Linked DNA regions of Homo sapiens: all the other regions are linked to region 1. Evidence: chromatin contacts called from ENCODE Hi-C or POLR2A ChIA-PET data. All regions are on one chromosome and are shown on one strand. The core of a region is the stretch at or near the end of the contact, and the rest is flanking DNA. Distances in the headings are between cores, read along the strand shown. Region 1 has its middle 18 kb from the start of CRIPT. Region 2 overlaps TTC7A (tetratricopeptide repeat domain 7A). Region 3 overlaps EPAS1 (endothelial PAS domain protein 1).

Evidence for each region. A loop is a pair of places that touch in the nucleus more often than their neighbours do. ChIA-PET counts read pairs that join two places held with the same protein, here RNA polymerase II (POLR2A).
Region 2: a loop to region 1 is called in a map of posterior vena cava, with 4 times the contacts of the local background. The contact joins two enhancer-like sites. A Hi-C loop is called at or near these places in 1 of 168 maps with a recorded cell type or tissue (posterior vena cava). POLR2A ChIA-PET finds 5 or more read pairs at or near these places in 1 of 52 experiments (Panc1).
Region 3: POLR2A ChIA-PET joins it to region 1 with 18 read pairs in OCI-LY7. The contact joins two enhancer-like sites. POLR2A ChIA-PET finds 5 or more read pairs at or near these places in 3 of 52 experiments (GM12878, HEK293 and OCI-LY7).

Annotation. Positions count from the first base shown.
Region 1 is chr2:46,633,373-46,636,675 of GRCh38, reverse strand. No RefSeq gene overlaps it. Among named protein-coding and RNA genes, the nearest start is that of CRIPT, 18 kb to the right of the region's middle. Within about 2 kb of position 1,600, at least 2 of the 41 ENCODE cell types and tissues checked have a DNase peak (open chromatin) inside an H3K27ac peak, as active enhancers do.
Region 2 is chr2:47,067,935-47,071,237 of GRCh38, reverse strand. All of the region lies in intron 19 of TTC7A (tetratricopeptide repeat domain 7A), which reads right to left. Among named protein-coding and RNA genes, the nearest start is that of STPG4, 86 kb to the left of the region's middle. RefSeq lists enhancers at 1-130, 987-1,843, 1-2,602. Within about 2 kb of position 1,522, at least 26 of the 41 ENCODE cell types and tissues checked have a DNase peak (open chromatin) inside an H3K27ac peak, as active enhancers do.
Region 3 is chr2:46,304,756-46,308,058 of GRCh38, reverse strand. All of the region lies in intron 1 of EPAS1 (endothelial PAS domain protein 1), which reads right to left. Among named protein-coding and RNA genes, the nearest start is that of EPAS1, 9.0 kb to the right of the region's middle. Within about 2 kb of position 1,583, at least 12 of the 41 ENCODE cell types and tissues checked have a DNase peak (open chromatin) inside an H3K27ac peak, as active enhancers do.

The DNA.
Region 1 (3,303 bases), core at 351-2,850:
ATCTAAAAGATAATAGAGCAATGCCTTCAACATTCTGAAGGCAAGTGCTTTTTATTTTGAATTTGATAACTTACCAAACTATCGATTAAACATGAGAGTAGAATAAAGACAAATTCTAGAAATCCAAGGTCTCAAAATTTTACCTTCCATGTATCCTTGATCAGGAATTTACTGGAGGATGTGCTCCAGGAAAACAATGGAGTGTTTGGGAAGCTGAGGTGGGAGGATCACTTGAGCCCAGGAGTTCAAGACTGTATTGGGCAACATAGCGAGACCCTGTCTCTACAAAAAAATAAAAAAAATTACTCGAGTGTGGTGGCGCATGTCTGTTGTTCCAGCTACTTGGGAGGCTGAGGCAGGAGGAATGCTTGAGCCCAGGGAAGTCAAGGCTGCAGTGAGCTGTGATTGCACCACTGCACTCCAGCCTGGGCGACAGAGCAAGACCCTGCCTCAAAACAAACCTAAGGAAACTAAGAAAAAGAAACAAACCTAAGGAAACTAAGAAAAAGAAAGACATAGTGATAAAGAAACAGGACATTCAACACGGAAGAGAGGTGTAGGGAAATCCAAAGGTGACAGCTGCACCAGGTGTAGATATAATCAGTTCATACTAGAGTGAATCTTAAGAGACAGGTACACTGGTGGCTATCATCACCAACATGCGTGCTGCCATTATCCTTTTTCATTTTTTAAATCTGAACCTGACCAAGTTTATCTGTATTTGGCTTGCCTAGATCATGTCCTGGTAAAATTCATGTGTCCTCCGCCACACCTTACAGCTTGGATCAGCTGAAGATACTCATTTCATCCTACAGACATGTTTTCTCTGACCCATTCCTGAGAGCTGGGGGTAATTAAGATTGAGTTTAGAAGGCAAATTCCTGCTGCTGTACATGGTCCACGGTACATGACCAGTGAATGGTCAGTACATGGTCTACGGTACAGGCTGGCCACATGCCTACACCATATCAAGTGCTATGCTCCCCAATACTCATTCGTTACTTTGCCTGCTGACTTTCTAGAAGGGTATTCTTGTATACTTTCCAAAACGCTGAAGCCGAAACTATGACTATGTGTAGCTTATCTTCTCTTAGGAACTTTTATTTTGTTTTGCCCTCTTTTGGCACAGATAGGTTTGTGCTTGCTCCTAAGCTTTTATGTTAAAACTTTCATGCTAATTTATATATAAAAATTGCAGAAAATATTAAACATACAATTGACAGATTTGATGACAGTAAAAAACAATAATATGAAGTAGGCTATTTCAGTTATCTCAGCAGAGGTGGGAGCAGGCAGTAAGAAAGGACTTGAAAAATGCAGTGGGTGTTACAAGACCCAAGGAAGTTTTGAAGGCACACAACACACACTTCACATCTCCCCATAAAGACATTTCTCCCTCTGTTCTTATGCACACCCTTCCCTCTTGAAATGTTCAATTGTCTGATCTTTTAAGTGTCAACTCTAATGTCTCTGCTTTAGAGAGGCCTACTCTGACCACACTCCTCACTCACTCTCTGTCACTTTTCACACTCTGTAAACATCTTGTTTACTTGGTTACTATGTACCTTTGCATAGTCACCACCTCAGTGTAAGCTCTGTGAGGGAAGAGAGCTTGTCTTGCTCACTACTGTATCCTTGGTGTTTGAAAGCGTCTGGCAAATATTAATCTCATCAAAAATGACGTTGAATGAATATTACTGAAGGAAGTTGGTTTTTCAAGTGAATGAAGAGGAAGCAAAAACAAAGTTGAAAACCACAAAAAAGTTAAATTACTTTTGAAACATGGAACCTCATTCATATTTGTTCTCTAAAGGTTTTGTCTTTTACATCTAAGTCCTGGGTTTGATTTTTGTGTGTGTGTGCACATATGGTTAAGAGATAGGAATCCAGTTTGAATTTACTGATGAATTTCCCCAGTGATCTACAATACTACCTGTCATATATCACTTTTACATATATGTAGTTATCTACTCCTGGTCTGTTTTTGTGTTGAATATCGTCTCAATATTTCAGCTTTAAAATATGCTTTGACATGTGGTAGAGCAGGTGTGTTACGAAAAATTTTAGGCCGGGCATGGTGGCTCATGCCTGTAATCCCAACACTTTGGGAGGCCGAGAAGGGTGGATCACAAGGTCAGGAGTTCAAGACCAGCCTGGCCAATATGGTGAAACCCCGTCTCTACTAAAAATACAAAGATTAGCTGGGCATGGTGGCAGGCGCCTGTAGTCCCAGCTACTTGGGAGGCTGAGGCAGGAGAATAGCTTGAACCCGCGAGGCAGAGGTTGCAGTGAGCCGAGATCGCACCACTGCACTCCAGCCTGTGTGACAGAGCGAGATTCCATCTCAAAACAGAAAAAGAAAAATTTTAAATATATATAAACGTAGAGAGAATAAGTTCTTCTGGAACTTTGGGTATATATCAGACCTTTTCCTTCTATTGTTCATGTCTCAATTTCTATTTCATATTTTTTTTCTAATGTCTTTGCTCATGAGTGATAATTACCTGTCATTTTGTTTTTTTTTTTTGAGACGAAATTTCACTCTTCCGCCAAGGCTGGAGTTAAGTGGTGCAATCTCGGCTCACTGCAACCTCCGCTACCGAGTTCAAGCAATTCTCCTGCCTCAGCCTCCCAAGTAGCTGGGATTACAGGCGCGTGCCACCACATCTGGCTAAATTTTATATTTTTAGTAGAGATGGAGTTTTGCCTTGTTGGCCAGGCTGGTCTCGAACTCCTGATCTCAGGTGATCCACCTGCCTTGGCCTCCCAAAATGCTGGGATTACAGGCATGAGCCACTGCGCCCGGCCTGTCATTTTCCTTTCTTTATAATACTTGCTTGGTTTTGGTAATTAGCCTTTTAAGTATTCTCATTTTTTCATTGTTTGAAAAAGTTGTGCAAGTTTGGAATTAGCTGTTATTAGAATTTTGGTATAACTTGCCTATAAAATCACGTCATTCTGGTGTTTCAATTATTGTTTTTTTAAGGAAACTATCCATTTCTTCTATTTTTTCAAATATAGATGCAACAAAGATCACAAAGAGACTGTTATGAGCTATCTTAACTCAATATATCTATTTTTTGAGACAGAGTCTGACTCTGTTGCCCAGGCTGCAGTGCAGTGGTGTGATCATGGCTCACTGCAACCTCCACCTCCTGGGCACAAGTGATCCTCCCACCTCAGCCGCCCAAGTAGCTGGAACTACAGGTGTGTGCCACCATAGGCAAGAGCCACTGCGCTTGGCTTTTTTTTTTTTTGAGGCAGGGTCTTACTCTGTTGCCCAGGCTGGAGTGCTGTAGTGTG
Region 2 (3,303 bases), core at 273-2,772, 430 kb before region 1:
CCACCTGCCCCTGACACCAGCCGAGTTCATGTTTGGTAGCAACTCAGCGCTGTTTGCTGCCTGACAACTGGGCAAGACACAGCCCCAGGAAGATGCGAGGTCTCACCTACTCTGCCCTGAGCCCAGCGCTGCACCTAGGACCTGCAGACAATCCTCCTGGCACCCCGACCCTCCCAGAGAACAGGCCTCCTGGGAGATGGTGGGAACAAGAACTGACATCTCAATTTCATCCAAATGTCCCAAGTGAATCCCCCATCCCTCATCCTGGTGAGGATGTGCCCCACGCTGAGAGAGGAGACCAGATCTGCTGAGAGGCTTCCAGTTTTTGACCGTCCCTTGGGAGATGCCATGGCTGTGCTGCCAGCCCACAGGGATTCGAAAGTGATGTCCAAGTTGTTTATGGTGATCAGACATCGTACCTCCAAGGGGGCGCTTTGGGCTGGTTATAGCCACAGACATGATTCCAGGGAGGTGCAGGGCTCTGGGGGAAGTCCCCAGAAATTCCCACCTCAGGACCCTCCTTCTCTCCCTTCCTGGATCTCAGGGAGTGGGGATGTGTGGCCACATCTCAAGTGCTCGAGACTCTGCTCTCCCAGGAAGCCTTCCCTGAGGGCGGAGCTCCTCCTGACCACACAACCGCCTCAAGGTCACGCTTAGTTACTGTGGGGCTCATGGATGTGATCCCTGTCCTGCCCCTCCCCAGGCTGAGAGGGACAGCGCCCCAGCCTCCTGCCTGCTTTGTTATTCCCCAAAGGACAGCAGCTCAACAAGGCTCAGAGCTCAGGATGTAGCCCAAATGCAGAGCCAGGGAACCCAGAGACACCCACACACACACAGATGTGGACCTCCGATCAGGGATGCTGCCCACGTGGAGCTTGGCAAGCCCTGCCTCTTACGGCCACGCAGGTGCAGAACCTAAGGGGCCTAAGGTCTTGCTAGGGTCTGGGCTCACACTCAGTGGGGAGCCTCCCTGTGGGACCCAGGTCATCTGCAGAGGCACAGTGTGTGGCCAGGGGCTGTGGCCTGGGAGGGGATGAGGGGAAAAGGGCCTTGCCTTTTCAGAATTCCACTGCACACCATCCCAGCCCATAAGTTCAGTGCCTGATGATGCCCTCCAAGGGCAGAGCAGCACAAAGGTCTAGGGGTGTGCATGCTTCTTCTTCCTTTGAGGGGGGCCTGCCCTGGGAAGCAGCCTTGGCGCTAGGCCAGCTGTGGGCCAGGCTGAGCCCTCCCTCCCCACCCCTGCCCTCAAGTATTTATAGAAGTTATTTTGGGAATTTTCTTTCTGAGCTCAGGGCACATTCCTGGGATTCTGTAACAGCCTTTCCAGCTGGGAAGCCAGGAATCAGCTGGAAGCTGCAGGAGCCTTCTGGTCCCTGGAGCCTGCGTTTGGGGACACCAGGGCTGCTGGGAGGAGCCTGCTCTACAGAAAGGGCCCTCCCTAACGCCACCCTGGAACATAGACACACCCTTCCAGGGAGGCTGGCATTCCAGCCCAGCTCCAGGCTCTCTGGCATTCCGGATTCTCTCAGGTGTGTCAGCCTCAACCTGTCCAACCAGACCTGGAACGGGAGGGAGGGAGGCGCCTCTCCAGGCTGAAAACCTCCCACTCCCATCACCACAGGCCTCCTGGAGCCAGGGCAGCTCCAAAGCCACAGGGTCCTACTTCCCTGATGTGGGGAGGGGAGCAAACCCTTCCAGCCCCACCCAGTGCTGGGGTGGGATGTGTTCACCCCAGAGCCCCCTGGGCCTCAAAAGAAGAGGCTCCTGCTGAGAAGAGCCCAGACTCACAAGGAGCCCAACCTAGGTGGGGGTCTCCTGGGGTAGTGAGTACCTGTCCCTTTCTCTTCTGGGGTCCTTTACAAGTGAGATGTAGAAGAACACCAGTAGGCCTCTTCAGCTGGGGCTAAGGGTTGTCTGTTTTCAGAGGGGCAGGGACCAGCGGCCAGGGGCCCGATGGGTCACATCCTGGGGGACTCTGCAGCCTGACGAACCTCCAAGAAATTGACTTCCTTGCCAGCCGTCTCCTCTGGCCAGTGGCTGGGCCTTTTCTCCTCCCCTTCCTGGGCTGGTATCAGGTTCTAGGTCTGTAGGGGCCTCTACCCATCCTGGAGCACTGCCTGGCCCAGCCCTCCAGGTCAGTCAAGAGGCTGTGGCTAGGCCTCTGGATCCCGGGTTCTAGAAGTGAGTCCCCGTGATGGGGAGTGAGAAGGGGGCCCAGTCACAGAAGGTCCCCTCTCTGGGCAGGAGGTACAGCCAAAGGCACAGTAAAGGACAGTTTGGGGAGGGGGCTGCTGGACAGGGAGAAAGGGCCGCATTACCTTCTCTCTCCATGTAGGGTGAGTCTTTCTTTTTTTTTTTTTTTTTTTTTTTTTGAAAAAATTGATTCTGGAGCTTAATTAAGCCAGCAGTGCTCAAGTATCATTCTGATCTGAATCTATGACAGGCTTCCTCATCAGGGTTGGTGATGGACTTCAGGAGCCTATATCAGCTTAAGGTTTTCCCAGAGTCCTGAGCCAGGGCTCAGGGTGTGTGTGTGGGGCTGTGCCAGCCCAGGGATAAGGTGGGTAGGGAGGGGCCTCTGATCCCCACTGAGCAGGTGCTGGGGGACACACCCTCATACCCCCCACACCATGGGCCTGCAGAACCCTCTACTTTCGTCTCCTCTACTTTCCCATCAGGGAATGTGACCTCAGGCAGCACTGGCGAGGGGTGAACAGAAAGCTCACAATAAAATCATCTCATCAGAGGTCACAGAGCCAAGACGCTCCTATTGAACTTTCCTGCCAAGCAGAAGCAAGATTCCATGTCCTCTCATGGCCTAGACCCCTCTAAGCCACCTGCCACAGCTCCGGAAATGAACACAGAGAAAGAAGCCTAGAGCTGGTGGTGCGTCCTGGACCCTGAGACATGGGGCATAAGCAGCAGAGGCCACTGGCCCCAGGAACCCGGTACCCTGCTGTTTGTGCACTGAGCCCCACCCAGTGTCAGGGCACCTCCAAAATGCCAGGCACTGAGTGTCATTCCTCAGCTGCTCGGCACATCCTTCCTCCTTCAAGTCAGAAAACAGATGCTGAACCGGCATGGCGGTAGGTCAGGGCCTCCCCGGAGCCTGCCACCACAGAGCCTCTGCCCCAACGGGCACAGATTACCCAAGGTATCTCCCTCGTCCCTCAGCTCATTCTCCCCCGCAAAGCAGGCTGCCCTCCCCGTAGCTAAGGTCAGGCTGGGCCTTGCACTGTGTGCACTCTTGTCCTGTCCACAAGGCAGCTAGGGTCTGTGACCTTGGCCAGCTTCCCCTGT
Region 3 (3,303 bases), core at 334-2,833, 330 kb after region 1:
GGTGAATGGGCGATAGAGGTGAGGTGGGGTCCCTTGCAGTCAGCAAGGTGAACTCCCACTGCCATGGTGGCTGCCCTTGGGAAGAAAACTAGACCAAGGACCCATGTCTTTACTGAGGCCCTGAGTGTCTAGCTAATCTTTGGAGATCCCTAAGAGAAACCCAAATCCACAAAAGAAACCCCTATCCCACTCTGAAGATTCTCTGTGCTCCGAGGATAGGACAATCCCGCTGAGGAGGCCTAAAACAGCTGCAGGATCAGCACCATGTGGACCTCTTCTGGGGGACCAGGAAAGCGATCTCAGCAGCCAGGGTGCCTTCCAGTCAGTCGGCAGGGAAATGCACGGGGGCACTAATTTCCATGGAACTCTGGAAGACTCCAGAGAGTCAGGGGACCACACAGTGCCCAGCCACACAGACTAGGATTTCTTTAGATGTCTTGGCCATGACAAAGGCCCTTACCAAATGGGAGGCGCACATCAGCTGAGGCAAGACAAACAGAGTGATAGCAAGAAAGCCAGAAAACCAAGAAGAGCCTCAACTCCCATGCCCCACCCACCAATAATTCCCCCTAAGTCCCGGGTACAGAATAAAAGACAGACTCCCGCTGCACAACGATATGGTTACATTTATAGAAGCTCTCTTGTCACCAGTGAAATGTGACCTTCATACTTTCCTTATCTTAATATCTGGGTAAACATTTGTTGTGCAAGCACACAAATAAAGGTTCTAAAGGTGAAATGTGGTGTGTCCAGCAACACCACACTGCTCCAAACCCAGGCCCCAGAGAGTCCTTTTGGCTCTGCAGAGGACTTCTCTCTCCCTTCACCCTGGGCACCAAGGCACCAAAATTAGCTTCGTTGACCTCAGCCAGCTCTGGAGTGAACGCTGCCATTCGAAAATAGCATCTGAGAACTCTTGGAAACACAGGAGAGAAATACAAGGGTACAGTGGTTTACAGAAACTTACTGCGAAAGCAATCTCACTGGAGTGCTTTTTTAACTAAATACACAGGAAAGGGGCATTATGAGGATTTACTCCAATCTGTGGAAAGTGAATTATATGCTTCTAGCTCCCATCCTGATTAATTCTATTAAGTGTGATTGTTTTCATTTAGAAAAATATTGCAGAGGTAATGTTCATAAAGAGAGTTTGTCAAATGACCCATGCTTTGACCCAAAATTTTGCTGTACTAACTTGCACAGTCCTATTATTTCTAGACACTCTCTAAAAACATTGTGTCTCATTTCCCCATATATTTGATATATGTGATTTTTAAAATCTTGTCTTGAAATGCAGAAGGAAGGATTCTCAAGCAGTTCCTCAAAAGGCACAATTTTCTGTTGTTTCTATGTGGAATTCATAAACAAAGCCAAGTAACCGAGTTTTTATGTGTGCTTAAAGGCACTCTTTCCTGCAACTGTGTGTGACGTATTTTTCCAGGACAATCTTTCTCAATACTCCAAAGTGCTTCAGTAACAGGAAGTCATAAAGGTAGGAAGGAGGCCTGTAAATATTTGCTGTAATTGCTCATTAGTAATGAGAATGGCTGGCATTGAATTTTGAGTCACCCTTTTGTGCTCATGGCTCATTACCTTGTAACTGGAGCCCAAGGTGGTACATATGGGCTTTCCCTCACCATGGACAACCAGGTCCACTTCTAGGTTTTACTTCAGACAGTGTGGCTTGTTTCTCTCAGCACCTCCATTTCCCAAATATAAAGGAAGGAAAGCATGCTGGTCTTCTTGCTCCCTGCCCCCTAACCAGAGGCAGTCAGGAAAAAACTTATACAAAGTAGTGACAGTATGCAAAGTTTTTATCAAAAGTGAAATGTGTGTATTTTTTTAATACTATACTAATACAACATCGAGAGACAGATAAATACTGTCTGGGTAGACACACAGCACAATGATTTAAATGATTACCAAAAAATAATCATATACTTTAATGGATGTATTTTAAACAACTTATAAAATGCTTCTGAACTTTCTCAGATTCAGCTCATGTGTCCTCTTATTCATAACAAGCCACTGACTCCCCTTAGTCACAGGCCAGCATCAGGGCACCTCGGACTAAAAATGAGACCAAAACACTCAACCCGTTACAGAATTGATTAACTTCTAAGAATACTATTGGCTGTACCCCCTGCTTCTGGGGGCAGCCTACAGGGCAATGGGGGTTACCTTCAGCACCACAATCATGAGTACAACATAATGGATCCACTTTCCTGCCCACGTGTTTGATTACACGGCCTAACCAGATAAAATCACTAATTTGTTAAGATTGCTACCACTTATCTCTTAGTTTTTTTAATAGGAGAGTTCCATGGCTGGGGATGGGGGGATAGTTCAAGAAGTCACTAGGGGTGTATGAGACACTTCTAACAATCCACTTCCATGGCTTTATAGAATTCACAAAACGTCAGATGAGTACATGGCAAATAAACATATGTTTCAATGGGGTCATTTTTCTCATTGACAAGACACCCTTTCTGAAATATTTTTCCACATGAGAAAAGGATCTGTTCACAGGATCATTATCTGGCATGGAAATTACTTATAACTTTAAAACTGAGGAATCTTTCCAAGTTCGGGGGAGTGGGGGCAGTGGGAAATGTGCCTCCTGGAAACATGTGGAACTTCTGGCAGTGATGTCATCTAGTAAGAGTTTTGCTGACGTACAAGTGGCCCCTGCAAACAGCCTAAGGCAGTCAAGCAAACAGGTATTTCTTAAGAAATTAGAAAAAACAAGGTCACTTAGAAGTGGATAACATTCTTGTCCATTCCACACCTGACTCTTCAGCTCCAGGTATCTCACAAAGGGTCTCGCCACTCTTCTTCACTTTATGCTTTCATCAGATCAGTTATGGGGCTTCCAACAGTGGGAACAGACAAGGGTCACCAAATTACACCCAACATCTACTTGAAAATTACAGATGCTATTAGGGGCATCCCATGGATGACCACCACATCGACTGTGATGCACAGTTGCCAACACGGCTTGCTTCTCTCTTGATTAAGGTATGTGTCAATGCAATTCTGTTTGGCAGCACTAGAAAAACTCAAGGTACCCTCTAGGTTCACAGTGCAGGGGCCAACAGTGTGATGGCTGTTAAGGCTCAGGGCTCATCAGCGAAAGGGCTCTATAGAAATGCAACATGCTATTATCACAACAATCATAGCTATTCTTTATCCCCCTATCCATTCTTTCCTTCCTGTGCTTGCAATTTCAAAAGATCAAAAGAGCCACAGGAAGTCCTGTGCATCTTGATGGTTCTTCAGAAGCCACAGAGGAAGAGCTTCTAA